Linked DNA regions of Homo sapiens: region 1 is linked to region 2. A link is an interaction called in ENCODE POLR2A ChIA-PET data of the cell type or tissue named here. Cell type or tissue: PC-9. All regions are shown on one strand. Links, peaks and the distances in the headings refer to the core of each region. The heading gives the core; the rest is flanking DNA.

Region 1 (14,666 bases), core at 10,623-14,622, 150 kb before region 2:
ACCCTCATGTGCCGGAGGAGGGCCATGGGGAGAGGACAGTGGCAGGGACCTCAGCTGGGTGCACCTGCTGGACGCAGGAGGCTTACTGGGCACTGTGGACACTCCGCACCTGCTCCTGCGTGGCCTCAGCACATTCAATTCCACCAGCTGGCACAGGGGTGGGGCAGGCCGGGGCAGGGCATGCAGAGAGGGGCAGCAAGGCAGGCTGCCTGGAGGAGCTGGCCCTGGCAGCAGGTGAGAGTGGGCTGGGCAGAAGGCAGGAGGGCAGAATGGCCGGCTTCAGCCCTTGGGGCCTGGGGCAGCTGTGGGGGTACATGGAGGCAGAGGGTGTAAAGGGGCTCCCAGGTCCCTGCAGCGGTCAAGGACAAAGAACGAAGCTCACTATCACTGAAGGCCTCAGGCCTGGGCCACCTGGGGAGGACTTGGGCTGCCAGGCTGGACCACCCATGGGGATGGAAGATGGGGTGGAGGGCCACACCCCACCCCCACCAGACTATGCTTTGGTTACCCTGGCCTTGCCCTACTGGCTTCAGCCCATGCTCCACCCACCCTGACCTTGCCCCGCCCACCCCAGTCTATGCCCATCCCCATGCCACACCCACCAGACCTTGCCCCGCCCACACCCACTCCAGTCCTGCCCCACCCTCTCCGTGGCTCCCGGTGCTCAGGCTGCTCCTTGCCCGCAGGGATCCCAGAGGCCCAAGAGGTGAGCGAGGTCTGCACCACCCCTGGCTGCGTGATAGCAGGTAAGCCCCGCCCCCTTGCCGTCCACAGCCTGCCCAAGGGCTGGGGGCTCCCGGCTGACACTGACGTAGGCCCCGCCCAAGGCCCAGGGAAGCAACTCCAAGACACGGCGGGCGGTGGAGCCGGGTGGGCCGGACTCGGACTCGCTGTGGAGCGGGCGGAGCTGGTGTTTCTGGCATCTGGCGTCCGCTGGGCCCCCAGTCCCCAGCCTCCAGCAGCCAGGCCCTGCAGCAACAGCATCCCGTGCCAAGAACCCCAGCGGCTTTTGTCCACATTTATAGAAAGAAAGGTTCAATGAATAGCCACTTTCTTATTTCAGATTTTCTCCCAGGCATTTGTCTTAAAATTGGGGGTCAGGTACCGCTATTTGCAGATGACAAAAACTGTTAACATGCTGTGAAAGCGCCAATAGTGGAGAAGCTCTGGACTGTGGCTTTTCTGCCCGTGCTGGGGGCTGGGGGGCCTGTGGACACGCCTTCCGTGAGGTCCCCAGCCCCAGAGGTGGAGTGGCCAAGACCAAGTTGGACAGAATTTGAGGGACGGTTCTTGGTCGGGGGGTGCAGCCCAGCTACCCCAGTTGAAAGCGTTCAGTGGGAAGCCTGGGTCTCCCCTGTCCTGTGCACATTCGGGGTTCCTGGGGCAAAGCCAACCCCTCTAGCAGAATACAAACCCCCATGGTGGTAAGAGTCGTCCCTCCCTCTGGGGACCAAGCACACTGATGAGTGAGGGGGCAGGGGGCAGAGTCAGAACAGAAAGGCCCTGGCGGACAGCCAGGAGCTGGGCCCGGCTTACAGGGCATGGTCACCAGCTGAGCACCTCCTGTGAGCTGGCACCATCTCAGCCATCGCCTCAGCCTGCAAGTCAGACCGCTGGTGTTCCCGGATTCACAGACAAGGAAATGAGTCTCGGAGGGTTTGGGGTTCAAGATCAAGTGGTTAATAAGTGAAAACCCAGCCGACTCATGCCTGAATTCCCAGCAACTCTGGAGGCCGAGGTGGACCACTTGAGCCCAGGAGTTCCAGACCAGCCTGGGCAACACAGCGAGACCCTGTTCTAAAATAAATTTTTTAAAAAGGCATTCGGGAGAGGAGACACACATCTGTTATCCCAGCTACTCAGGAGGCTGAAGTGGGAGGATTGCTTAAGCCCAGGAGTTCAAGGCTGCAGTGAGCTGTGATCACGCCACTGCACTCCAGCCTGGGCAACAGAGTGAGACCCTGTCTCTAAAAATAAATAAGTGAAAACCCTAGCACTGAATCCAGGTTGGGGGATTCCCTCTCTGCAGCTCAGAGAGGGTGGTTAACTCTCCCTGGGCACACAGCTGCGACTGGATGGACAGCAGCCCCTTCCCAAGGGACCAGGCTGTGTCTTGGACCGGGAGACAGGCTTCTGGGCTGTCCACAACTCTCTCTGTCTCCCCTCTCCCTGCTCCACGCCATGGGGACGAGCAGCTGCCAGGATCCTCCAGAACATGGACCCGACCACGGAACCGTGTGACGACTTCTACCAGTTTGCATGCGGAGGCTGGCTGCGGCGCCACGTGATCCCTGAGACCAACTCAAGATACAGCATCTTTGACGTCCTCCGCGACGAGCTGGAGGTCATCCTCAAAGGTGGCAGAGCACGGCCGGGGGTGCAGTGGGGTGACGCCGAACAGGACAGCACCGGGCCAGGAGTTGGTCCTGGCTGTGTCTCGCCCCTGTTTGTGCTTCCTCCTTGGTCCAGTGGGCGCAGAGGAGAGGGAATAAAGACCCAGCAGCTGGGGGGCCGCCTCTCGCCGAGCACTTCAGGGGGTGTAGGGACCTGTGACCTGGCCCCTGCAGCCTCGTCAGGCCTCTGTCCAACCTTTTCCTGTGCCCACAGCGGTGCTGGAGAATTCGACTGCCAAGGACCGGCCGGCTGTGGAGAAGGCCAGGACGCTGTACCGCTCCTGCATGAACCAGAGTGAGTGGGGGCCGCCAGGAAGGGGCCGAGGCAGGGGACGGGGGCGGGCTGCCCCTGCCAGGGCCTAGCGCAGCCCCAGGACCCCATGGCTGCCCCTAGGGTAGGAGTGGGTGCCTTTAGGACTCATGCCAGAGGGTCTATGTGCTGTGTCCCGCTCCCAGCCACAGGGTCCAGGCTCGCAGTAATGCCAGCTGCCCTGCGGCCTCACTCACACCCCAACCCCAGCACAGGCCACACGTTCCAGGCTGCAGGAAGACTGTGTGTGTGTGTGTGTGTGTGTGTGTGTGTGTGTGTGTGTGTGTGTATTATATGGATATGAGTATGTGTATATATGTGCATGCATATTATACATTTATATGCATATGTGTGTGTTGTGTGTATATGTATGTATATTGTGTATGTATATGTGTATACGTGTATGTGTATATATGTGTTCATGCATGTATCTATATATGTTACATGTGGTTTGTGCATGTGTACATGTGGGTACATGTGTTGTGTATGCATGTATGTGTGTTGTTATGTATATGTGTATATGTATATGCATGCGGTGTGTACATATGTGTGTGCATTGTGTGCACATGTGTGTTACGTGCATGTCACATGTGTATTGTGTATAGTGTATATGTGTATTATGTGCACATGCATGTATGTGTATATGTGTGTATTCTATGGGTGTGTTGTGTGTGCATATGTGTATGTTGTGTGTGCATGTATGTGTGTGTTATGTGTATATGTGTGTACTGTATATATATGTGCTGTGTGTACTTGTGTACATGTGTATATGTGTGTATGTGTATGTGTGTATGTGTATGTGTGTATATGTGTTATGTGTGTATACATGTTATGTGTGTGCTGTATGTGTGTCATATGTGCTTGTGTGTGCATGTGGATGTATGTGGATGTGTGTGTGTGGTGTGGGGGGCAGATTATCCATGTTTCAGTTCCTATTAAAGGAATTCACGTGCTTGGAGCACCCCCGGCCCAGCACCGTTTAACTCCTCCACTTGGGGGTCTGCAGGCCCAACCTGTGGTTGTGGCTGCTGTAGAGACAGCTTCTCCGCTGAGCACCAGGGTTCAGGGCTGGTTGTTTTGCCCAGGGGGTCTCGTGGAGCCTCCGCCTGACTGTGGAACTCGCTGGGACCCTGGCTTTAGGGGGCGTCTCCGTGAGACCCCTGCTTGGGTGCGCTGGGCTTGTCTCCTCCCCATGGAAACAGAAGGCTGGGCCCCCATTCTGGGCAATACTCCCAGCTGGAGATGACTTCCTGTGTCCTCGCCTTTACTTAATTTTTGGCCTGAGAGGCTGAATATACAAACGGCAGGGGCCAGACCATGTGGAAAACTGGAACGCAACTCAGGACCGGCAGCCCAGCCGGGAACCCAGCCCTTTATCCCCAGTGGGCAGCCCAGGAGGTCAGACGGCACTCCCCACGGCATCCGGCCCCTAACAGCCGGGGCCTGCCTCATCACAGGCAGCCTCCCCTGGAATGTCTGTCCCTTCCTCCAGCATAGGACCCTAGCCAAGCCCAGAGGAGGCCGGCCTCTAGTGAGCCCGCCACAGCCTCCCCAGGCCAGCAGCCCCCACTCAGCCCACTCGGGCCTCCCCTCTTCCACTAGGAAGCCCTGCTGCTCCCTGCAGGCCTTTGACCTGACGGGGCACCTGCCATGCTGTGCCAGCACTGAAGCCTTCACTTTGCCCTGTGGGTGGTCTTCACTTATTCCCACAGTGACTATCTCCGCGTCCCCACCTTTACCTAATCTTCGACTGCAAAAGCCCTGCTTGTCGGGGCCCCACCGTGCTGAGCCGAGACACAGGACACACACAGGCCCCAGGGCTCCCCTGCCTACCCCGCGCCCCCTCCCAGCCCACCCACCGCTGCCTGAGTCCTCGCCGAGGCTTGGCCTGATCCCAGAGCCTCCTCTCCTCTCCCAGGCTCCTCGCCTGCTGGCCGGCTCCCAGGCCCCAGGGGCTGCCTCCCATCATCCTCTTTGTCCCCCGGGGCTCATGTGCTTTTCTCAGCCCCCAGGTCTCCTTTCACGCCCGTGTCCAGTCTCAGCCTCCGCCTCCTGCGCTGCAGAGCTGCCAAGATGCTGACCTGTGACGGGAGGGTGCAGGTGTAAAGGCCCAGAGGCTGGGAGGCCGCCTCTCGCGGAGCACTGCAGGGGCTGTGGGGACCTGTGACGCCGGCCAACGGCGCCCCCACAGTTCTGTGTCGTGGCACGTGAGCCACAGGGAGGCTGGGAGAGTGACCACTGCGTCCCTTCTCAGGTGTGATAGAGAAGCGAGGCTCTCAGCCCCTGCTGGACATCTTGGAGGTGGTGGGAGGCTGGCCGGTGGCGATGGACAGGTGGAACGAGACCGTAGGTAAGGCCGGGCCTGGCAGCAGCCTCACAGACAGACAAAGGAGGACCAGGACCAGGGCTCCTTCGGTCTGAGGCCTTCCAGGAGGGGACCCCACCCCCACCCCCAGCTGGCTGCTCTCAGGAGCCCCAAGAGGCCCAACCCAGCCGGGGCAACCTCAGGGTCCTGGGAGGTGGTTTAGGTTCCATGCTGGGGAGTTGGTGCCCCGTGGCCAGTCCCATCCAGCCCTGCAGAGGGGTGCCCCTCCTCGGCCCCTAGGAGCGCTCGACACTCAGGCCCCAGCCAGGCTCCGGCCAGGCCCTGGCCCCAGGGCTCCCCACTCTGAGCATGTGCTCCATTCCCCCGGGGGCAGGAGTGGCACCTCACGTGGCTGGCAGCCCTGACAACCCCATGCTGCTCCCAACCCCCTCCGGTCACCTGGGGGCCCGCCTGTGGCTCCTGGGCTGTTAGGGAAAGTGTCTCCCACATCCCCCAGCCCCTAAGGCGCACAGGTGAGCTCCCCACCCTATGGCCCCCTAGTTCCTGGCTCCGGAGGCCAGATTCACCGACAAGGGGCCGGGCTGGGGCCCCAGGGCCCGCCAGTCTCCAGTGCGGGGCACTGTCTCCCCAGGACTCGAGTGGGAGCTGGAGCGGCAGCTGGCGCTGATGAACTCACAGTTCAACAGGCGCGTCCTCATCGACCTCTTCATCTGGAACGACGACCAGAACTCCAGCCGGCACATCATCTACGTACGAGCCGCGCCGGTGGGCAGGGGTAGGCAGGGTCCCCAAGCCTGGCTGGGGGCTCTTGCAGCACAGCAGAAGGATGGGCCAGGCCGACAGGGAGCTCCGGGGTCTCCTGGGACCTGGGCTCCTGGCTCCTGTCCACGTCCGTGGGCCCGGGAACGAGCTGCTGCTGCTGGAGTTTCTGTTGGGCCTCCTGGCCAAGCTGGGGGCCACAGTAGAACCCGGTTCTGGTCAGAGGGGCGGGGGCTCCTGAACAGCGGGGCTGGAACCGGGGCAGGAGGCCTGACCTCAGGGATCCACTGCTGGCCACGGGCTGGAGGCCAAAGAGAAACACACGAAACAAATACGCGCCCCACTCTGGGGGAGCCGCGGGTGCTGCGAGGCCCGGGACAGCCTGAACCCCTCCCCACCCCACCCCCGCCACCCTCTCCAGTCCAGCCCAGCGCCCCCACCATCACTCGGGGCAGGGTCTGGCCTCCCGGGTCCGGCACAAGCTCCACCACCAGCTCCTGGGCAGAGCACGTGTGCACGGGGCACAGTCCTGTGGGGAGGCGGCTGCAGCCTGCCTCAGCCAGGCTGCGGGGACCCCGGGCCCCTTGCCCAGGGTCACACCTTCTGTATTTCCAGATAGACCAGCCCACCTTGGGCATGCCCTCCCGAGAGTACTACTTCAACGGCGGCAGCAACCGGAAGGTGGGTGGGTCCTCACCGCAATGCCAGATGACCCCCCCATCACCCCCTACCCCGTGGTCTGGCCTTCCCGTTGCCCACCTGGCCTTCCCTCCCCGAAGCTGGTGTTAGTGAGCACCTGTGGAGGTTGAGCCCGGCACTGAGGGTGGCGGGTGCAGACGTGACCTATTGCTTGCCACCATCCTGGGGGACGTTCCCTCAACACCCGGGCCAGGCCTGGGGACAAGCTCAGCTCAGCAGCAGCCCCATGGGGCAGAACTGTCATCCCCCTCCCGTCAGTACAGACCCAGGCTCTGCAGCACCGGATTCCCAGGAGGGCCCCTGGAGATCTGAGTGCAGGCAGCTGGGCCCCGAGCCTGCTCCATCTCAAGGGGCTGTCAAGAGAGGGGAGGGATGAGGACCCCCACTGTGGACAAGGGGACCTTGAGGCTGGCAGGCCCAGGGCTAGCCCAGGGTGCAGGGAAGGGTGGGGAAGGACAGGGAGCAGGTGAGGAGGGCAAGGCATCCAGCACCAGGGCAGAGGTGAACAGGCATGAGGCATGAATGCCCCAGAGGGCCAGACACAATCCAGGGGGCCTCCTGGTGGAGGTGGGCTATGAACTAGACTTTGAAGGATGACCAAGCCCAGAGGAAGGGCCGTGTGGCCAAAGGTGGAGCAGTGGGGCTGAGAGAACCACGCCAGAGCAGGAGGGACTGGAGTGTCTCAAAAGCGCCATGTCTGGCCATGTGTTCAGACCAGGCAGCTATGGGCCAAGCCTGGCCAGAGCATTGGCCTGCACTGGGGAAGCCCTGCCCAGCGCGAGGAAGGCAGCTCCCTGAGGAGCAAACTTCCTCAGGATCCCACTCCAGACACTCAGGCCGGGAAGCACCTGGGTAGGGAAGCCCAAATTAGCCCTGGCACCCACCACCCCGGCACCCACCACCCTGGCACCCACAGCCCCGGCAGGCCCAAGTTAGCCCTGGCACCCCAAGCCCAGCACCCCAACCCCAGCACTGAGAGCCCCAGCACCCACCTGTGCAAACCCTTATAGGCAGCCACACAGTTTAAGCCCTGAGCAGCCCTGCAGACTAGGTACCCCGTCCAGTGGCTCGGGCACAGGTCACGCGTCTGAGACGCTCCCACTCGGCACTCTGTGTGCCCGAGAGCCTGCTGGTCAAGGTGGGTGGACACGCATTAGGGGCTTCCCCATGTCCTACGCCCACCCCACCCCCACAGAAAACTCCCTGGGGGCCATGGTGGCTGAGGCCACCCAGCTCTGCCCGGCGTCCTTTGGCCCAGGTGCGGGAAGCCTACCTGCAGTTCATGGTGTCAGTGGCCACGTTGCTGCGGGAGGATGCAAACCTGCCCAGGGACAGCTGCCTGGTGCAGGAGGACATGGTGCAGGTGCTGGAGCTGGAGACACAGCTGGCCAAGGTAAGGGGGCCGGGGCGGGTGGGGAGCGGGCAGCGAGTGGGCTGGGAGCCCCAGGCGGTGTGGCTGGCCAAGGTGAGGGGGTGCTGGGTGGGCCGGTAGCAGGCAGGGACTGGGCCAGGAGCCCCAGGGGGCATCCTGGCCACCCGCCCGTGTGACTGCTATCCCCGGCACAGGCCACGGTACCCCAGGAGGAGAGACACGACGTCATCGCCTTGTACCACCGGATGGGACTGGAGGAGCTGCAAAGCCAGTTTGGCCTGAAGGTGAGGCCACACCACACAGGAGGCCGGCACTGGCCGGGTGGAGACTCGTGGGGGACATGGAAGCGGCCCTCTGAGAGGGCACGTTGCCTGGCATTTAAGCTCAGAAACATTCCCCATCCCCGAGCAGGGAGACCCTGTACCTGATCACCCAAACTTGCTGCAGAGCAGCACCAGCACGATTACTAATGTCACTGGGACAGCAGTGCCAACTGTGCCATCCTGGAACAGAGTCACCCATCTGTGCGGTGCTGTGATGGCCCCGGTCTTCTGAGCAGGAAACGGAGGCCTCAGGGGGCTGCTGATGTGTGGGGGTGTACAGGGTCCCACCCAGGGCTCTCAGACCCCAAGTCCCGCTCAGAACCTTAGCAGGGTGCTTCCTCCCAGTCCTGCCTGCCCTGAGGGTAGCAGTTCCCCCTGGCCACACCCTCAGGCGCTCCCCTGCCCAGTGCCCAGGCCAGGCACCGCCCTGTGCTTTGAGGTGGGGGCTGGAGAGGAGCAGCCCAGCCTGGGAAGGGGCAAGTCCCCCACTCCCTCAGCCGACTCTCACCCTGCTGGAGCAGCTGGCCTTCTCGAGGGCCTCCTCCCCCAGGAGGCGCAGGCGTGCAGCTTCGGCAAAGGGTGCCCAAGTCAGTGGGGGGAGGGCAAGGGCAGAAGGGGGTCCAAAGCCCCTGCCCCCTCAACCAGAGTATGTCCCTGAGTGTCTGGAGCCACAGCTCTTGCCAAGGGCAAGACAGAGAGACTCTGGGGAGAGCCTCGCCCCAGGGCACCTAGTGCCTTGGAAGGCTGGTGGTCCCTAGATCGGTTCTGGTCCCCAGGGCTGGCCTGCGGGGACACACCTTCCCCAACACCCCGCTGCCCAGAACACACGCAGTGGGGCCAGGCTCTGCTCTGGCACTGGGCTTTATCCCCTTCCCAAACAAAGGCCTATCTCGATCGAGGTTCCGGTGCGGGAGAGGGACAGAAAAGCGGAGTGACCTCTAAAACGTGTCAGAAAGCCAGAAAGGGGGCAGGATGAGCTCAGCCAGGACAGCAGACAGGAGGTAAAGCCTTGCAGAGAACCAAGGGCCATGGCCATCTGGGGCCAGTGTGGCTCACACAGCAGTTCCCCAAGAGTCTGGGGCAGGGACTCCCAGCTAATGAGCACCGGGGCTAGAGAGAGATGGAGTAGGAAGTAAAGCGGGGGATGCCGTGTCCGACCTCGGGGGCCACTTGAAAGTCTCAGACTCTGCCCGAGAGGAGTGGGGGTATGACAGGACGTGACCTGGTTCACAAGTAAGAGTGAGTGAAGGGGACGGGGCAGGTGGCAGAGAAGCCAATCAGAGGCTGCCACGTAGCCCGGGCAAGAGATGGCAGCTCTGCCAAGGGGGGTGCCCGTGGTGGAGGTGGCTTTGGGGTTGATTTTGGAAGTGGAGCCAACAGGGTTTGCAAAAGGACTAAATATGGAAGTGAGAGAGCTCAGATGGCCTGAGGTTGCCGTGGAGACATCACAGCGGCAGGTTCAGGGGAGCGTCCAGGAGCCCAGGGTTTGGGGACATTTGGTTTACAATGCATTTATGATGTTCAGAATCGCCCCAGAGTGAACACATCCACACAATCACCCCTCAGATCAAGACTTACGTGACCACCGACATCCCAGAAGCCCCCACATGCCCCTGCCTAGCCCCTGTGCCTGCCTCCTTCCCTGGAGAAGAGACCCTGACTTCTCCCTGGAGGGAGGCCGGTCCCTGACGTGGCCTCTAGATTGCTGAGTGGCCTCTGACTCTAAGAACATGCGACAACTCGGGTCCCACTGTGCTGTCTCTGGGCCTTTTCTGAGTGATGTTGTCATGCCCATGCCTGTGTGTGCCTGTGGCAGGCAAGTGGGTAGGAGTGGAATTGCTGGGTGGAAGCACACGCATCTGTTCAACAGTAACAGGCACTGTCTTTCCCCAGAATTATCCAGGGATGTGCGCTCCCCAACAGCGGCTGGTGCCACACCCTCGCCCGTGCTGGGTGGTGTCCGTTCTCAGCCGTTTCTGCACCTGTGTAGTGGGGTTTCATCTGGGTTCAATGTGACTTTCCCCAAGGGCGGAGGAGGTTAAACGCCATCTCCTGTCAATTGGCCAATGCCATTCCCTTTTGTGGAACGTCTGTTTGAGTCTTGCCCATTTGTTCTATCGGGCGATCTTTCTCTGATTGATTCTTGGAGTTACCTATTTTAGATGTGACTCCTTGGTCAGCTTATGTGTACAAATGTTCTCCCCACTGGGCAGCTTGCTTTTTTACTCTCATAAGGGTTTCTTTGTTTCAATGGAGGCTATTAAATGGTCCAATTTATTGGCTTAGCAAATGTGTGCAGATCTCTTCTTCGTGGTTAGTATTCTTTGTGTTCTGCTAAAGAACTCTTTGCCTACCCTCAGGTTTGCTTAGGTCTACAATCTACTGTGAGTTGATTTTTTTAATGGACAGTGAGATGTAGGAATTGTTTCTTTCTTATGGATTTCCAGTCATTCAGCACCATTTATTAAAAAGAGCCCCCTGTGAGCCCCTGGTCTTGGTGCCTTCTGTGTTATAAATCAGGTGTTCCTGTGTGTCTATGCGTGGGCCCATATGTATATTTCTGGACTCTCTTTTGCCCCACTGGTCTCTTTATCTATCCAAGTGATAACCCCTACCACCATCACTCCTTCAGCTTTATAATGTCTTGATAGTCAATAGAGTATATATTTCAACTTTGTTCTTCAAGAGTGTCTTGATAATTCTCAGTCCTTTGCATTTTCACATAAAACTTAAAATCTGCCTTCCATTTGCATACACGCACACACACAAAAAGAAAACTCTGCTAGAAATTTGATAGGGATCACTTTGAATCTCTCTATCAATTTGGGGAGACTTTGCAATGCTGAGTCTTCCAATCCATGAACATGATATATGCTTCCATTTATGCTTCAATTTTTCTTAATAACTTTTAAAGCTTTCAGTGTCAAGTTCTTATACATATTTTATTAGATAAATTACAGGTGTTTGGTTTTCTACTATAAATAGAATCATTTTGAAATTATCTTATTTGTTGCTGATATATGGAAATACTGACTTTGTAAATATGCAGTCTTACTCAATGCACTTATTAGTTCTGGTTATTTATTTGTAGAATAAACAAAATCATATCATTTGTAAAAAAACAGGGGGGTTGGGTTTTGTTTGTTTGTTTGTTTGTTTGAGACAGGGTCTCACTCTGTCATGCAGACTGGAGTGGAGTGGCACAGTCATGGCTCACTGCAGCCTTGACCTCTTGGGCTCAAGCCTCCTGAGTAGCTGCGACCACAGGAATACACCATGACCAAGCCTTGCCTGATTTTTTTTTTTTTCCCAGAAACAGGGTTTCTCTATGTTGGCCAGGCTGGTCTTGAACTCCTGTGCTCAAGCAGTCCTCCCGCCCTGGCCTCCCAAAGTGCTGGGATTACAGGCATGAGCCACCGCACCTGGTCCAGTTTTATTTATTCTCTTTCAGTTCTTACTGGCTTTATTTCATGTTTGCTTTTACTGAACTGGACAGGATTTTGAGCATAATGCTGATGTCATAATAGTAGACATTAAAAGAAAAGCACGTATATTCTTACCACTAAATTTTATGTTTGGCCAGGCATGGTGGCTCATGCCTGTAATCCCAGCACTTTGGGAGGCCGAGGCAGGTGGATCACCTGAGGTCAGGAGCTTGAGACCAGCCTGGCCAACATGGTGAAACCCTGTCTCTACTAAAAATACAAAAACTAGCTAGGTGTGTTAGCACATGCCTGTAATCTCAGCTACTAGGGAGGCTGAGGCAGCAGAATTGCTTGAACCCAGGGGTCAGAGGTTGCAGTGACCCAAGATTGCACTGCTGCACTTGAACCTGGGCAACAAAGCGAGACTCTGTCTCAAAAATAAATTTAAAAAAAAGTTATGTTTGCTATGGAGTTGTTTTTGTTGCTTCTGCTGCTTCATACATTTCCTTTATCAGGTTATAGAATTTTCCTTCTATTTTTCTTTTTATCTTTTTTTTTTTTTTGAGACAAAGTCTTGCTCTGTTGCCCAGGCTGGAGCGCAGTGGAGTGATCTCAGCTCACCATAACCTCTGCCTCCCAGGTTCAAGCGATTCTCATGCCTCAGCCTCCCAAGTAGCTGGGACTACAGCATGCGCCACCACACCCAGCTAATTTTTGCATTTTTAGTAGACACAGGGTTTCACCATGTTGGCCAGCATGGCCTTGAACTCCTGGCCTCAGGTGATCTGCCCGCCTCGACCTCCCAAAGTGTTGGGATTACAGGCGTGAGCCACTGTGGCTGACCCCTTCTATTTTTATTTGCCAAGAGTTTTTATTATGAATAGATGGCAGATTTTATCAAATGCTTTTTCTGCATCTGTTGAAATAATCATGTGACTTTCCTCCTTTATTCAGTTATTGTAGTGAATTAAAATTATTTTATTTTCAAATGTTACACCAAACTTGTATTCCTTGAATAAATCTAATTCAGCTGTGATATATTAGCATTTTATACAAGTATGGCTAGGTTCTATTTGCTAATATTTTGCTTAGAACTTTTGTATCTATGACATAAACGAGACTGGCTTATTATTTACTCTGCTTATAATATCCTTATTTTGGTATCAAGGTTATTCTTGGCCTCATAAATCAAGTTGAAAAGCATTTTCTCATCTCTGGAAAGTTTTAATAAGATTGGCAGTTTTCCTTAAATGTCAGATAGAATCCACTGGTGAAGCCAAATGGGTCTGGAAATTTCTTTATTGGAAAGTTTCAAATTAAATATTCCATTTATTTAACCTAGAAGACTATTCATATTTTCTATTTCTTTTTTTGTCATTTTTGCTAAGTTGTGTTTTTCTAGGAACTTGCCTGTTATACTTAGGCTTTCGCATATATCTGCATGATCGCTTGGGTTTTTACAGCTGTAGGCTCTGTAATAATGTCACCCACCCTTTCCTGATTCTGATTACCTGCACTTCTCTCTTATTCCTTGAACATTCTTCAACAGGGGCTGGGTTTCTTAGATTCCCAGGAACTGTTTCTCCCTCTCTCTCTCTCCCTCTTTCTCCCCACTTCCTCTATCTGCAGGGATTTAACTGGACTCTGTTCATACAAACTGTGCTATCCTCTGTCAAAATCAAGCTGCTGCCAGATGAGGAAGTGGTGGTCTATGGCATCCCCTACCTGCAGAACCTTGAAAACATCATCGACACCTACTCAGCCAGGTGAGGCCCAGGGAGGGTCTCCAAAGGCCTCAGCATCTTTGCCCCTGCTCTCCCATCCTCCCCAACACAGCTTCTGCTCCCAGGAGGGGACCCTATGAAGCATCTGCCCTGAGGGGTGTGGGACATGAGGGGTTAAGCTTTAGTGGCCAGTGGAGTCTTACATTAAAAATGTGTCACATCCCAAGCACCCGGGGCAGATGGGCTGGATCTTGGAGGTGGTTGTCCTGGAGGTTTTCTCCAGCACCCATAACTCTCTGGGGTGGAACGTGCTGGCCAAGGGCCCTAAGCCATATCTCCTCCCTTGCAAAGACCTCTCACCTGTTCTCCCCTCACCCTCTACCTTCTGCCCCCAGGACCATACAGAACTACCTGGTCTGGCGCCTGGTGCTGGACCGCATTGGTAGCCTAAGCCAGAGATTCAAGGACACACGAGTGAACTACCGCAAGGTGAGCCCCTTCCCTGCCCAGAGCCTGGCCGGGCACTCATTCATTCAGGCCACGATGCTGAGCATAAGCTGTAGGCAAACACCGAGGTCCACACCAGGGTCACAGCCATGGACGAGGCAGGGCGAGGCGCCCACCCCAGTGGGGAGTGGACCATGACAGTCAACAAGGCAGAACGTAGCTCTGCCAAAACCGCAGAGTATGATGTGGCGGGGAGGCAGGGAGGGACGAGGACAGGGAGCACTGCTCCGGGGAGGCGACATTTGAGACCTTAAAGGCCTGAAGAGGCGGCGGGGTGATTTCCCGGGAGCAGAAACAGCCAGTGCCAGTGCAGAGGCCAGAGGCAGGAGCAGGCAGGGGCCGGACCCGTGGTCAGCAGCGGACAGGAAGGAGAAGATGGCAGGGAGGGAGGCGAGGTGACCACGGGCCACAGCAGCCGGTTTGGATTGTACTCCCTGTCTGAAAGCCGCAGGGGTGCTAAGAGCAGAGACGCGGTCAGATATGCTGCTCCTGTAGTCACTGTGGCTGCTCCAGGGCTGGGGTGAGGGTGGAGACAAGGAACCGCAGGGAGGCCCTAGGGGGATTCTGGCTGTTCTGGGGAGAGTGAGTTGAGTAGGGGGCGGGGTCAGCATGGAGGCCGATGTGGTCACCCAGGTGAGGTGACAGGCTTGGCCATGGTGCTGGCAGACACACAGACGCAGGGGAGGTGTTGACCGCAGCAGCTGAGGGATTGGGTATAGGGGCTAAGGGCAGAGGGGAGTCGGGACTCTCAAGACCTTTGTTAGAGTAATGGGAGGGACAGAGGTCCCCACTGCAATGGGGAGACTGAGGCAGAGGCAAGCTGGGGGC
Region 2 (14,666 bases), core at 5,171-9,170:
GCAAGGAGGACCACCAGGAAGGAGGACCACCAGGAAGGAGGACCACCAGGAAGGAGGACCACCAGGAAGGAGGACCACCAGGAAGGAGGACCACCAGGAAGGAGAACCACCAGGAAGGAGGACCACCGGCAAGGAGGACCACCGGCAAGGAGGACCACCAGGAAGGAGAACCACCAGGAAGGAGGACCACCGGCAAGGAGGACCACCAGGAAGGAGAACCACCAGGAAGGAGGACCACCAGGAAGGAGGACCACCAGGAAGGAGGACCACTGGCAAGGAAGACCACCGGCAAGGCTGCAAGGGGCACGTGCATCTCCAACAAGACAAAATAAACAAGCCAGAGAGGGCTTGTCACCAGCGTGGCATTTGTCACCATGTCCCATGCAGGGCCAACGGGAGGCCCAGTGAAGCTCCTGGCGGATGGCAAAAACCCACTGACCACCTGGCATCACCAAGGCCGCCTCCTGAGCCCCACCTCCAGATGGGTGCAACCCAGCCACCGGGGAGCAGGATTCGGGGCTGAGTCTGCAATGAGGGGGCCAGGTCACTACGAGGCAGTGACTCAAGAGTGCCCAGGAGCAGCCACGCTGCAAGACCGGCGTGGCCCAGGCTGCTGAGAAGCAGCACCAGCCCCTCGGGCCCCCGTTTGCAGAGACGGCCAAGCACACATCACAGCGCACGGGGACATCCCCAGATGTAGTCACTTTTTACCATGGTTGCATAAGTGCAGATTAGAAGCCAGTGAGACTCGGGAGTACAGGAGGCTGAAGTGGGAATGAAACGTGGCCTCGAGATCATCCCTGTGCAGATGGGTCTTTGGGGGGCTGCCCATACTGGGGGCAGGCTGCCTGTATGGGCGCGGTCTGGGCGGGAGCGTCCCTGAGGGCAGAGCCAGAGCCTCCTCAGGCATCTCCTCCGGCCACTCAGCCACTGGCTGCTCCAGGGGCACAGATGGAGCCCAGCTTCTCCCCAGGCCCAGGAAGCAGGGGTCACACCAACCTTGCTGGACCCACTGGGTCCACCCGGCCTGCCAGTTCCTGTGAAAGCAGGAAGGCCACTCGGGCCAGCCTGGCACCCGTTCCCCGGCCACTCGGCATGTCCAGGTCAGGCCAGGCCAGTGCCCAAGGGGGACTGTCCAGCCCAGCCTCCAGCCCTTCCTGTGTCATGGGTCCCGGCTGAGGGCTCCTGCTGTAGGTGCCCAGCCCCCTGCTAGTGCCCTGCTCCAGGGTCTCTGCCATCTGCTCCAAGGCAGCTGGATGCCTGCACAAGGTCCCAGTGTCTGGACGGCAGGACACACCCTTGTCCCATCCTCAGCCTCACAGGGGCCGGGCACTGAGCAGGGCCTTACGGGGACTGATAGGAGTCCCCCCGCCCCAGGCAGCCCGGTGTCCTGCCCTGAGTCCCCACCCAGCCGGCCACCTTCCCTGTGCTGTCAGAGCTCCCGAGGACAGGCCTGGGTGCCCACAGTGACGGCATGGCCCACCCCCACTCACACACACAGCCTGGGGCCAGTCAGCCCTGCAGGGATGCACCAGTGAGCCCAGCGCCCACCAGCCCCTTGCCTGTGCGGCCTCCTTGGTGCCTGAGGCCCGCACGTTGCTCTCTGCCCTCCCTACCACCCGCCCGGTGGACAGCATGGGCCGGGTGGCCATCAGTGCTATGCTGGCAAATGCTTTTTTTTTTTTTTTTTCAGGTCTAAAACAGAAAAGAAAGCAGCCTGCCCATTAGGCAAGAGGAAAGATCATCCAAGGGCTGGGAGCCGCTCCCAGCACGCGCCTCCTGGGACCGGGATGGTTCATGTTCCACACGAGGCTGTGGGTACCAGGGTGCAGCCAGGACTCGGGGTGAGCCACCTTCGCCTTTGGGGAACTTGTGACTGCCCTGTGGTCAGACACTGAGGAAACCGCTTCCTTCAGGGAGTCCTCCCTGACTGCCTGCAGGTCGCTGTTGGGCCCCTGAGAGGCAGGAGGCCATCCAGCAGCTCAGCCGCTCCCCCAGGGTGGGTGCGGCCCCGTCCCGCAACACACAGGCCCCATCTCAGCAGATCTCAGAACCCAAGGAGCGTCCCGGGAGGAAGGCCAGGAGACATTGGGGAGCAGGCGGCTGGGGAACCCTGGCGAGAAGCTGCAGTGGCAGGAAGCTGAGGCAGAGGGCACTCAGCCCCTTGTGATCACGGCCACGAGGCCACTGGGAGCATGCAGCCCCCCAGCCCCTGGCCACTCACAGGTCCCAGCCATGGCTGGAAAGGCCCCTGAAGCCCAGCAGGGAGGGTAGGAGAGGTCCCCACTGAGTGGAGGGCGGGCCAGCCCAGCGTGGCCAGGCAGGCCCAGGCCTCATTCCTGTCCTTGCTGATGGACGGAGCTGCCAGCTGGTCAGTTCACATCTCAGCCCACCTGAGAGAGCCCTGGGTACCCCCCAGCCCCAGGCCATCCTGCACAAGGGCTGGCCAGTGTGAGAAGACCACCAGGGCCGGACCCAAAGCCACCACCGCCACACCAGGCGCCTGAGGACTGGAGCCCCGGGGGGTTCTGGAGGTAGGTGGCTCTTGCCCCTTTGAAAATGGAGATGACAGGTAGGGGCCCTGGCTGGACAGAGAGGACCTGCCTAAGGCCTAGAGGAGGTGCGGATCGCCCCTCACAGTGCCAGAGTCATGGTGTGAACCTGGGGTCCCTTCCCACCTGGAAGCCCCTTGTGGCTGTGAGACCTGCTCTCCGCAGACCCAGCACGGGCCCCTCCGCTGGCCCTAGAAGGGGCAGAAAAAGGTCCTACCAAGTGGGCCCATTCTCTCAGGAAGGGTGGGCACCTCCCACCAAGAGCCCTGGACAAACCAAGTCCAGAGGAAGGCCCAGCTCCCTGGCTTCAGAGGGGGAAACTGAGGCCCAAGGAGGGCGGCTCCCTCAAGTTACAGCCATGGCAGGAAGCCGACGGAGGCCGCGTCTCACCAGCTCCAGCAGCTCCCCCATGTCCCCCAACCCCAAGGGGTCGACGGGTCTGCCGGGGGCGGGGGCTGCACAGGACGAGCCACCCCGGTGACCTCACGCGTCCCCAGAAGCACCGGCAGCGGTGACAGTGACGGTGACAACTGAGTCACCACCTGCAGCTTTTTAAGGCACAGCTGAGAGCAAGGGGCAATTTAAGTCTTTTTGACGAGCCCCAGAGCGCGTGGCTAGAGCGCCACCCGCCCCCCAGGGCCGCCCCGCCTCCCAAGCTGGGCTGGAGCCCCTCCAAGACCCTGCGGGGCTCAGCGGCCATGAGGTCAGGTAGGAGCCAGCGCCCAGGGGACGAACTGGGGGGGCTGCGCTCGGAAGCCAGGGGAGGCCTAAATCCGACAAAGGCCCGGGAGAAACTGCCCACCAGGTGATCTGGTGCTGGCGGCTTGGTAACCCTGATAGCCCTGTGACAGGCCCAAGGGACAAGCTGGGCCTCCCCTCTGGGCTCCGCATCCCAAACGGCATCAACACCGCCACCCACAGCCAATGCTGCCCCAGGCGACGCTGTTTCCTTACAAACACGGAATCTAATAATTGCAATATTGCCAAGCCCAAAATAACCCACAGTGCACCACTTGCCGAGCTCCTACCAGAGAATGGAAGTGAGTCAAACACAGCTGCAAAGCCGCTTTAAAAATACACTTAAACACACGAGCACACAGGCACACACACGCACACAGCCCGCCCGCGGGATGCTCACCTCCACCCACGGCACGGCTCAACAGGTATGGAGGGTGAAGACCGGGGCACGGCCGGGGAGGGAGGCCCTGCAGGGGGGTGGAGGGCCCGAGGGGCTCCCGGTGGCCATACTCCCCGAACTGGGCCCTCTCACACCTGCAGCAGGTGCGCTTTGCCACCTGGGAGCCTCCCGCCTCCATCTGCAGCAAAGGCCCTGGGGCCGCTCCTCTGAAGCTTCTGACTGCTCCTGCCCCCGCCTGACCCCCAGGACCCCAGGGAACAAGCGTCGGCATCCCCCACAGGCAGCTGCTCCAGCTATGGTGGCCACAGAGCATCCTTCACACTCACTGAGTCTAACTCCACCTGCAGGAAGGCGGGCTGCCAGCCTCCCTGCGCCCCCAGTAGGCCCTTCTCTGGGGACCCTGTGCCCCTACGTGCTCTCCCTGAGGGGTGTCTCCCAACCTAGCACAGGCCCTGGGAACAGTGGGTGAACCGCCAAATTTGGGGACCCACACCGAGGGATGCAGAGGGGGCCTGGCAGGGCCGAGGGTCCTCCTGCCCCGACACCTTGGTGCTCAGGCCAGGCCGGGGAACAGGGACCTGCCGGGCCTCTGGGCAGCACCCAGCCTAGACTGGCCATCACGCAGCCAACGTCCAGTTCCAGGTGCCCGCCCGTCCTAGCTCCCACAGCCGAGGGTCCCATGCCCGGGCTAAGCCTGCAGATGGGTCGGCTGAGTTCCTATCTCAGAAAAGAGCATGGTCTCAAGGGTAAGGGGAGAGCCAGGTCCCGGCTCCGCTGGGGGCTCAGCATCATGGGGGTCTGGCCCATGGAGGCTTCAGGGAGGAGCAGAGCCTTCTGGAGCAGGTGGGGGTCAGAGCACAGCTGGGCGCATGTGCTCAGGCCACATGGGGGGCCGAGGCCTGGCTGCCCCCAGGCAGGGAGGGTCCAGCCTGGACAACAGGTTTCTGGGGGTGACGCACACTCCACTGGTGACAGTGAGAGGGCTCCAAGGGGCTCCTGAGCCGCGAGCCACCTGCTCTGTCTCACCCACACTGCCACTGAGCCCCAAACCTGGCCAAGGACATAGTGCACAGACCTTCGGAGACAGGCCCTGCCCCAACAGCCCTGCAAGGGCCAGGACACCGAGGGGCCGAGCCAGGGCGCTGCTCTCAGGGAAGCCACCATTCCCGGTTTATCCCAGACCCTGGGGGCCCCTGGGGAAGCCACTGGGGCTCAGGTCCTGGCCCCTCCCCACTCGGAGGCCTCACCTGGGAGGGGGCTCCAGAGGCCCTGCAGGGTCCCAGGCAGGAAGGCCTGGGGTCCACCATCAGGCCACCCCTACCAAGTAAAGGGACACGGTCCACTCGGTGCATTGCTGGTTCAGCCCCTGGGGAGTAGCAGGTCCATGGCCTTGAGCCTCCACAGACCATCCTCCCGGAGGGGACCACACCACATCATGTCACATCAAGCATGTCACGTGGTGCCGCCTCCTGCCATACCACACCATCAACCCCTTCCTGAGCAAGGGCCTGCACTTCCAAGGGTCCTGCAGAGGCAGCCCTAAGACCCTGTCTCGGGGCTGCCTGGGGATCCCCACGTGTCAGGGTGAGTCGGGCATGGTGGGCGGGGCACTGGCCATCGGGGAACTGGAGGGCCCAGGCCCAGGTCACCTCCAGTGCTGCAGGGCAGGAAGGGAACAGGCAGTTCCTGCCCTAGGAGCTCAGCCAGGTGAGCCAGGACATGCCCCGGGGAGGCCAAACACCCAGCCCGGACTGCTGGAGAGGCCAGGTGGCCCTCATGGCTATGCCCACAGTGGGCACCCATAGGTGGGTGACAGACTCGGGGTGGGGGTGGCTTGCGGCACCCCCGGAACCCCACTACCAGCCTTGGCTCTCAGAGGCCCCCACACACTCGGCTCTCAGAGGCCCCCACACACTCGGCTCTCAGAGGCCCCCACACTGGCTGGGGCCTGCCCTCTTTCCCCCACCCCACTCGGCAGGCGCAGGCCAGGCCCCTCCAGCAGCCCCCGCCACCGTTGCCCAAAGTCCTGGGGACCCTGGAAGCCATAGCAGCCCTCCCCACCGGGAGACGGGGACAGGCACCAGGCTGGACCCAGGGCTGGCATCTGCTGGAGTCAGGAGAGGGTGTCCAGGGGCTGCACACAGGAACAAGGACCCCAGAAAGAGGCAGCAGAGAGCAGGCACTGGGGTGCACTTTCCTCTGCTGGGAGGATGGGGCTCTGCTCCACAGGGGGTGGAAGGAAGGGGTGGTGGAGGGTCCTGCCCCTGCCAGAGGGGGGTGGCCCTGGGCAATGGGGAGGGCAAAGGCCACAGGGCCCTGTGAAGACACTGGCCCTGGACACGTGAAGGAGGTCCTGTGAGCCCCGTGTCTCAGCCCAGATCACTGTCAGCATTCCGGGGCCAGTGGCCCCCTTCTCCAGGCTGGGGAGGGCCTGCGGTGTGCACAGACGCTCCCAGTGAGCCCTCCAGATAGGACAAGGGCCTCCCCTGCACCGCCTGCCATCCCCAGCTTCAATGTCCTCATCTTTGCAATGGGCGATAACAGGGCGGACTGGAAACATATGCCTCAGGGGTCTTCACCTCCCAAGCAGCACCACACGGGGAAGGGCCCCAGGGAGCACGGCGCCCACAGACCACATCTCGAGCACAGTGGGGGCACTGGCGCTGTCGGGGGGCAGACTTGCGTTTTGGCAAATTGTCCCGGCTGCCCCACTGGAAGATCGGGGGACAGGCAGGAGGCTTGTAGCACGGTGGGGGATGGGCGGCCCAGGCCTGGGTGGAGGTGGTGAGGAGTCCCAGCTCTGAGAGCACTGAGGGGGCGCCCCGACCAGGAATGGATCCACGGGGAAGGGCGGGGTGAGCCAGGACTCTGAGAGCACTGAGGGGCGCCCCCACCGGGAATGGATCCATGGGAAGGGGTGGGGTGAGCCGGGACTTCCCGCCTGAGAAGCCAGGACCAGGTGCCAACAGGCACCCTTCCTCCAGGCTGTCCTCCTCTAGGCTCTGCTGAGCTCCGGGCAACAAAGGCACTGCCTTTGTTGTGTACTTGCTGCACCCGGGGCCAGGCCCAGCGGCGGTCAGCTGAGGACAGCGACTGGCCAAGCTCCAGGCCCTCCCAGGACCAAGGCTGACTGGGTGGCCAGGCGCCCCAGAAGGGAGGTTCATGCCCAGCCTCTGGTTGGGGAACCCTAGGCTAGCATCCCCTGTCCCCAGGGCCTGTGAATTATTTAAGCCCCTCCCTGGGCCCATCTGCTGCTCTCTGGGGCAGCTTGGGGTGGAGTGAACGGTGCATTTGCTCCCCGAATGCCTGCAAGGCGCCGCTGGAGGGAGGTGGACCCCACCTCAGCACCAGCCCTCACCTCCTGCTGCTCACGGTGGCCGCTCCCAAAGGCCAGAGGGGCTGGGGCAGGGAACAGGCAGGGAGGGCCAGGGCAGGAGGGAGAGCAGGAGGCAGGATCAAGGGCTCCCATCCCCACCAGATAGGCCCCCCTCCACGGGGCTCACTCCAGGACGGCAGCTGCTGCCTTTCAGCCAAGATGAAATACTTCCACGGGGCTGCTACCTGCCAGGCAGGGCCGGGGGATGGGGGGCGGCAGGGGGACCCAGGCCTCAGCGGCTTCTGGAGAACCTCCGGATTGCTCCCTGAAGCTCCAGCATCCTGGGTCGTGCGGCCCAGCTGCACTCAGCCTCCACCGTCCTTCTGCACACCTGGCTGCACACGGCGGCCACCGTGGTTCCAGGCTCAGCAATGCAGTGGGGGCTGCCCGCTGCCCCTACCAGCAAGGGAGCCTCGGGCCAGAGGGAGGGGGCGCCTTCCCGTGCACTGCCAAAGCTCGGGGCCCAGACGGAAGTCTCTGCTCAGCCTCCTCCGACAGGCCCACGGCAGAGCAGACCTCACTTCACAGGGTTGGCATTTCTGAAGGATGACAAAGATCCCGGGGCTCAGAACGTGTTTTCTGTGCAAACAGACACTTCCCCACCAGCATGCCGATGACAGGCATCCGTGACAGCTCAGCCTGAATCACAGTCCCCCCACCACCACCCACCGCCCCCCCGGCAGCCCAGACGCAGTGGGGGCAGGGCTGGGGCCAAGAGCACGTTAGGGTCCCAGGCCGGTGGGGCCAACTCGCTGCCCAGCCCCCAGGGAGGGGTCCCATTGGCCTGTCCTGCCCCCATTACCAGGGCTGTGGTCTGGGGGAAGGGCTCCCTGCTGCCAACGGTGGCTGACCCTCTGAGGGGTCAGAGCCCCCGAGAGCCCCCAGCCCACCCATGGCGCAGACTCCCACAGGGCTGCCCTCCACGGTGATAGGACATGTTGGTGGGTCGCGGCTCTCTGGCCTCACGGTGGCCCTTGGAGCCAGTTCCTGGGGCTGGAGTAGAGGGGCTTCCTCCAGAAGCCCTACTGGGGCTGCCAGGGGTTAGCTGGGCAGCACTGATCAGTCCAGAGGGGCGGCACTGATCTGTACAGCCCAGAAACGCACCTCCATCAGCCACATTCTCCGCGACAATCTCTGCCTGTCACTGCTAGTGGCATCCCTCGGAGACGCTACTGCGTATGATCTTCGGGGGCCGGGGAGGCACACACATCTCTGGCCCCAGACCCCACAATCGGGACACGAGGCAAGCCCACCACCGCCTGCCTTGGCTGGGAGGGGGAGGGCCCTGGGGAGTGGAGAAGCGCCCGGCACCTTGTTGACGTGGACACCAGCAACAGGCCTCCCTCCTGGAGCGCACTCGGCCCAGCTGCTGGCCTGGACCCCAGGCCCTGCCCCAAATTGCACCTCAAGTCCTATTTCCAGACAGCGTGTGCTGGGTGGCCGAGCCACAGCCCCTATGGCAGGGCCAGGGCCAGGGCTGTGTCCTGGGAGCCGACATCCCTAGCACAGGCGGGGGTCCCACTGCCGAGCTGTCCCTCCTTCTCTACAAGTCACCTGCTCACCCTCACAACCACTGTCACCCCCTTTTCACAGATGAGGAAACTGAGACCCAGAGACACAGGTATGTCCCCAAAACCCACAGTCCAGCAACTGGTGGGCGGACAGGTGGGGATTTGAGCCCAGGCTGGGGTCCCACGTGCTTGGCCTTGAACGCGCCTGGTCCAAGGGTCTGGAACCTGGGATGCAACAGTCAGCAGGCGGGGAGCGGGGGGTAGGCGGGGAGCGGGGGGCAGGCGGGGAGCGGGGGGGCAGGCGGGGAGAGGGGGGTAGGCGGGGAGCAGGGGGGCAGACAGGGAGCGGGGGGCAGGGGGGGAGTTGGAGTTGGAGGGCAGGCCGAGTGGGGGGCAGGTGGGGAGTGAGGGGGAAGGTGGGGAGTTAGGGGGCAGGTGGGGAATTGGGGGGCAAGCGGGGAGTGGGGCCAGGCAGGGAGTTGGGGGCAGGCTGTATAGGGCGCAGGCTGAATAGGGAGGCAGGCCGAGTTGGGGGCACTTGGTAACGAGCTCCTTTTCTGTGTTCTGAATGCCGCGGGAAACATCCCAGACGGCCCAGCCCATCTTCACTTCATGTAGAGCAGAGGCTCTGAAAAGTGGGGCACGTCCTGGTGAGCTAACGAGGCACCCAGAGGACCGGCCGCCTGTGCTGGAGGCCCACGGGGAGGGAGGGAATGGCTGGGTGTTTGAACCAGCTCTCGAAGGATCACATTTTGCAGACAAAAACCAAACTCCCTCCTGGGAGGAGGTGCCCGATATCTGCCCCCCCGTCGAGGCCCAGCCAAGAAGGGGACAGCAACGGATGAAGCCACCTCTGCCCAGGGTGCCTGTTCCTGGACAAGCCTCAGGGGACGGGCCCAGCTGGGAGGGGCCGGGGCTCCTTGAGGTGGCTCAGGAGACCCCAGGGGAGCCAGGGAGACACTGTATGCAGAGAAACAGCTTCATTCACCCACTTCCCCAGGGCTGAGCTTGGCGGCGGCAGCCCAGTCCGAGGCCAGCCTCCCACTTATGCATCAAAGACAACTGCAGCTACAGCTGCAACTCAGTTCTGAGGGCTGTTGGTTCCCCAGAGAATGACTGAGTTCCAGGGAGCGTCACGGAGCAGGGGCAGGACGGGGCGAGGCTGGGGCAGCCACTGTCCCTGAGAGGTGGCTAGGCAGAGCTTACAGGCAGCCACACAGCCCTGCCCATAACATACTACTGCTGGCTCATCTCAGCAGTGAGTCCATTGCCCAAGGCCACACAGTTGCAGATTTGGGATCCAAGTCTGCCCAGCTCCAGAGCCATGTCCTCCACCCCAGTGACACCACCTGGGCAGAGCTGCCCCACCCAGGCCAGGCAGAGGCTGCTGCAGACCTGGTCCCCCACCTCACCTGACACCACTCCCTCAAGTGTGGGCCTTGACACCCTGGTTTGCTGGTTGGTTGGTTGGTTGGTTGGTTGGTTGGTTGGTTTTGTTGAGACAGAGTCTCACTATGTCACCCAGGCTGGAGTGCAGTAGCACCATCTCAGCTCACTGCAACCTCTGCCACCTCCCAGGTTCAAGCGATTCTCCTGCCTCAGCCTCCCAAGTAGCTGGGATTGCAGGTGCTTGCCACCACACACAGATAAATTTTTGTATTTTGAGTAGAGACAGGGTTTCACCATGTTGCCCAGGCTGGTCTCGAACTCCTGATCTCAGGTGATCCACCCGCCTCAGCCTCCCAAAGTGCTGGGATTACAGGCATGAGCCACCGTGGCTGGCCAGACGCCCCAGTTTAAAACATGTATTTCTACTGAAATAGCTCCAACCTCTGGGTGGTGGGGGGCGGGGGGTGGGGGTGCTGAATCTGCATTTTCCTCCGTCCAGGGGGATGTGAAGCTGCTACAGCTCCGACCAGGACTCCCAGACCCATCTGAGCCTCCTCAGAGCAGCTGGTGGGGCCTGGAGCCTGCAGAGCCACTGATCCTGGGATGCGTTCCAGGGCCCAAGCCCACGGCCCTTTCCCCGCGCCAGCAAAGGAGCCACGTACAACAGTTTGACGAAACGAGCATTCTGGAGGCCCCAGGTGCCTTCCGGGGCAGCAGTGATGTGACTTGTGGTTGGGAACCAGGAGCAGCCGCTCCCTAAGAATGGAGTGAGGCCCGTCCAGGCCTCCAGTACCCCTCTTGGTCACCTGTGGAGCCAGGACCCCACCCAGGGAGAGACTGGATGGTGGGGAGCCAGGAGGCTGCACCAGGGGGGATGGTGGGGAGCCAGGAGGCTGCGCCAGGGGGCCTGTGGGACCTCAGCAGCGTGAGCTCCAGGGCCTGCCTCGGGCGGGGGTGCTGGGGTGGAGCACACGGCCACAGTAGGGGGCTGAAGGGCGACCCCCGACAGAAAACACATCCGCATCCCAGAGCCTGTGAATTTGGCCTTATTTGGAAAAAGGGTCTCTGAGGGCGTGCTCAGTGAAAGGCCTGCGCCGAGGAGATCGTCCCGAATGACCCAGGCAGGCCCCAGATCCTACAGGACAAAGGAGACTCGAGGCGCAAGAGAAGACGGAGAGAAGGGCGAGGGAAGACAGGCAGAAGCAGGAGGCGGCCACAACCCAAGGGACGCCAGAGCCACCAGAAGCTGGAGGAGGCCAGGAAGTTCCTCCCGGGGAGCCTGCAGAGGGAGCGCGGCCCCACCCACACCCTGACCTCAGACTTCCAGCCTCCAGGACTGCGAGAGAATAAGCGTGCGGCGTTTTTAGTGGCCAGTGCACGGCAGCCGGTCCCAGCAGCTGCAGGAAACACACCCCTCCATGTCGTGGTGCTCCAGACACCCGGGGCACCTGGCGCTCCAGGAGGGCAAGGGCAGCCCAGCTGTCAGCAAAGCGTTCCTGACAAGGGTCACCTTTGCCTGGGTTTGGCTGCCTGGAGGCCACGACCAGGGAAAAAGGACCACAGCAGCCAGGGGCACCATGCCCTCCACCCACAGGCACTGCGGCACAGCCTGGTCTGAATGATCTCACTGACTCTCCTGGTACCGCAGGGGAGGGAGGGATAAGCAGGGGCCGAGTGCCCTGCCAAAGTCCCGCAGCCAGGGAGGGACGGAAAGACCTCAGGCCTTGCCGCAGAGCACATGCATCCTCAGGGAATACATCCTCTGTATTCCCCGGTTCCCGGTCGGCTGGTCCCCGGTGGGCTGAGGGAAAGACCCCAAAGACTCAGAGAGCAGCTGCCCCGAAGTGGGCAGACCGGGCCACATCAGGGAGGAGTGAGGCCAGGTTACCACCGCTGAAGCTCCAGTCAGGCGTCTCCCTGGGCCCAACCTGAGAGATCAAGCTGGGGACATTTCAGCAACTTGCCCCCACCCCCAAGCCTTTCCTGCCTTCCAGTCTCTCCAGGGTCAGCAGCTCAGTCACAGTCAAGGGTCACAGTGGAGCTCCGGGTCAGCGGCCCCTCCCTGGAGCTGCAGGCCCTCAACACGGGGCCTCCCCTGGTGGAATCTCCACCCACTATGCATGTCCCTCCTTGCTCCCCAGTGGGAGGGCACCCTGGGAGCACAGCAGAACCTGGGGGAGGGGAGGGGGAGCCCTGAGAAGGCTGGCTTAGCCGTCTTGGGAGTGACTGTACAGCTGTGTGCAGGTGTGTGCGGAACACAGGTCCAGCGATCCGGGAGAAGGAGCTGAAGGCAGAGTGGTCCTGGAGGATGCGGGTGAGGTGAGCAAATGGGCCTCCCCCCACAGACTTGGGGCCCCACCCTGCAGCCACCCTAGCCCTGGAAGCCCCTCAGGTTGCTCGTTTCTGCCATCAAGCCTGGCTCCTCCTGGAGCCTCACGCACAGAGTCTGATCTGCACTGGGAGCTCAGAAGGCAGGCATGAGGAGCCTGCTCCCATCTGCGGGGGTGGAGACCCCGGAATCGACACCCAAAGGCTGCTGGGAGCACATGAGGGGGTGGGAGAGGAAGGCAGGAAGAGGAGCCCTGAGGGCGGCTCTGAGGCTGGGGTGGGTACCCTCTGCCACCTCCACCTCCACCAGGCCACCGTGCTGCCTGAAGCTGGCCCCGGAAAGGTGCTTGTGCATGGGCACAGAGGTGTGCACACACACACGGGGCTGCAGGGGCAGGAGGAGGAAGGAGCCCCAGCCCAGACTCAGCCCAGCCCTGGGGAGCATGAGGCAGTGAAGGGATGATCACATTCCTGCCGGCTCTGACCCCTCTGCAGGCCCCGACCCCTCTGCCAGCCCCAACCCCTCTGCCAGCCCAACCCCTCTGCATGGGCCCAGGTTGGCCAGCTCTCAGCTGGGCTGGGCAGCCGAGGCAGCCTCCTTTGTCCCTTTGTGCTGGGCGAGTGGAAAGGACAAAAGCTGTTCTCCCGGCTGGCTAGCTGCTGCCGCCGGAGACATCTCCAGGAGCCCTTCCTCCCTCTGCCTCCAATGTGCGCCTGTTACACAACAGACCTAAGAATAATCCGGAGGGCGGTCGGAGTCGGAGCTGCCCCGCCTCCTGGGACCCCTGCAGCTGGGGGGAGGGAGGGGCCTGAGGCACACAGCTCCTGCTTCTGCCTGGGGCCCCAGTCTGTCAAGGGCCACCCCACCCCCAGCCCCGGGAGACCTGGCTACAGGGTCTTAACTCCAGCCTCAACCCCCAAATCGCAGGCAGGGCTGAGCCACAAGTGAATAGGGGGGTGAGTGGCAATGGAACCCCAGAATCCAGGGCCACTTGTGCCCAGGGGCCATTGGAGACAAGAGTCCCAGTGGGGCCTGTGACAGCCCCAGAGTGGGCAGCAGCGGGGAAGCTGGGCCTTCAGTGGGTACACTGATGTCCAAGCCCCCAATGGCCACCCCTTCCTGGCAGCCAGGGGCAGCACCCTGGCTAGGACTGCAGTGGACAGGGAAGCAGGACGGGGGTGGAAGCCCGGCCAGGCAGCGGGAGGGACCCTCTGGGCTGGTCCTCAGCCCCCCTCCCGTCGGCGTGCCCATCACTGGAGCAGGTGGCAGGCAGCTCTTGGGGCTCTGGCATGGGGCTCGGGCCAGGCTCCCTCCGTTCCCGGACAGACGGCACTGTGGGTGCGACAGCAGCTAATGAAGCGGTCCTATTAGGCGCAGAGTAACAGAAGATACACAAATTGGTCCGAAGCTCTTCATGTGTTGTGGACATTAAAAATTAAAATCCAATTACAACTCGTATTGTCAGACCTGGCTGCTGCGGCTTACGGCAATCCGTGTGTGCCGTGCAGATTATGTCACCTGAACTCCAGCAGCAGCAGTGAGGGCCTCGGGAACCGGGCTGCCAGGCCCCCACCACCACCTAGGAGGGTCTGTAGGGGGTCTCTCCTGCCCACCAGCTCCTCTGCCTCCCCCCTCTGGGCAGGGTCCCTACCTGGTCACCCACAGGAGGGGCCGCTGCCAACCTGTCCCCACCCTCCCCCGTACCCCCAGCTGTTCCCCACCCACAGCCAGCTCTGCCAGAGGCTGGACATCAGGCCTGACCCCAGCCTCATGCTCAGGGATCTGAGGCCAAGGCCACCAGACCAAGCCCCGAGCCCCGAGTCTTCTACACACTGTCCAGCAGACACTCCCACCAGTTCCCCGACCACTGCCCAGGCCTGTTCCAGCCTCTTCTCTCACTGCCCTGGTTTCCCTGGGGACATGCCAAGCAGGCGCCAGTCTCCCTCCCTGCCTCGTCCAGACGAGGCTGCAGGCTCAGCTCTCTCACCTCCCAGAGGGCAGGGCCATCAGGCGTTCAGCCTCAGGGAAGGGGCCTGTGGGGACCCTCAGCACAGCCACAGGCACCCACTTGCCCAGTGCACACCTGCCTCCCTCATCCTTTCCAGACCCCAGACCCTCCCCTAGGGCAGTGCGGAGAATGTGGCCCTGGCTTAAGTGCAGAGGGAACATAGTGGGGGCCAATTTAGAGACGACTTCTCCCATCAGCCCAGGGTCCTAGGGGAGACCAACAGGCTGGCTTCTGTCCCCACCAACCAAGCAGGAGATAGGACAGTGGCCTCCGCCCTCTGACTTGCCCCTCCCCGGCCTCCCATGGTGCCTGAATCCCCTCTGAGGCTGCACCTCGCTGAAGGAGTCTCTAGGATCAGACACC

The links. ChIA-PET counts read pairs that join two places held together with the same protein. Peaks named below come from ENCODE experiments on the same cell type or tissue, not always from the same donor. Only the 100,000 strongest peaks of a DNase experiment are listed, where the experiment ranks them.
Region 1: POLR2A ChIA-PET joins it to region 2 with 6 read pairs; 2 of 35 experiments call an interaction of 5 or more read pairs at or near these places.

The regions. Positions count from the first base shown.
Region 1 is chr1:2,597,361-2,612,026 of GRCh38, reverse strand. It overlaps MMEL1 (membrane metalloendopeptidase like 1), which reads left to right. Exons shown (of 24, transcript NM_033467.4): 4 at 687-746; 5 at 2,196-2,357; 6 at 2,608-2,688; 7 at 4,958-5,053; 8 at 5,661-5,779; 9 at 6,404-6,469; 10 at 7,746-7,880; 11 at 8,054-8,143; 12 at 13,237-13,373; 13 at 13,727-13,820. Among named protein-coding and RNA genes, the nearest start is that of PRXL2B, 18 kb to the right of the region's middle. In PC-9, for the core only: no CTCF peak of the experiment used is centred there; no DNase peak of the experiment used is centred there; H3K27me3 peaks cover 4,000 bases.
Region 2 is chr1:2,444,904-2,459,569 of GRCh38, reverse strand. It overlaps a transcript of PLCH2 not described here. Among named protein-coding and RNA genes, the nearest start is that of PLCH2, 24 kb to the left of the region's middle. RefSeq lists enhancers at 6,647-7,294, 7,295-7,943, 11,126-11,420, 11,475-12,309, 13,145-13,979. In PC-9, for the core only: no CTCF peak of the experiment used is centred there; a DNase peak (open chromatin) is centred at 7,609.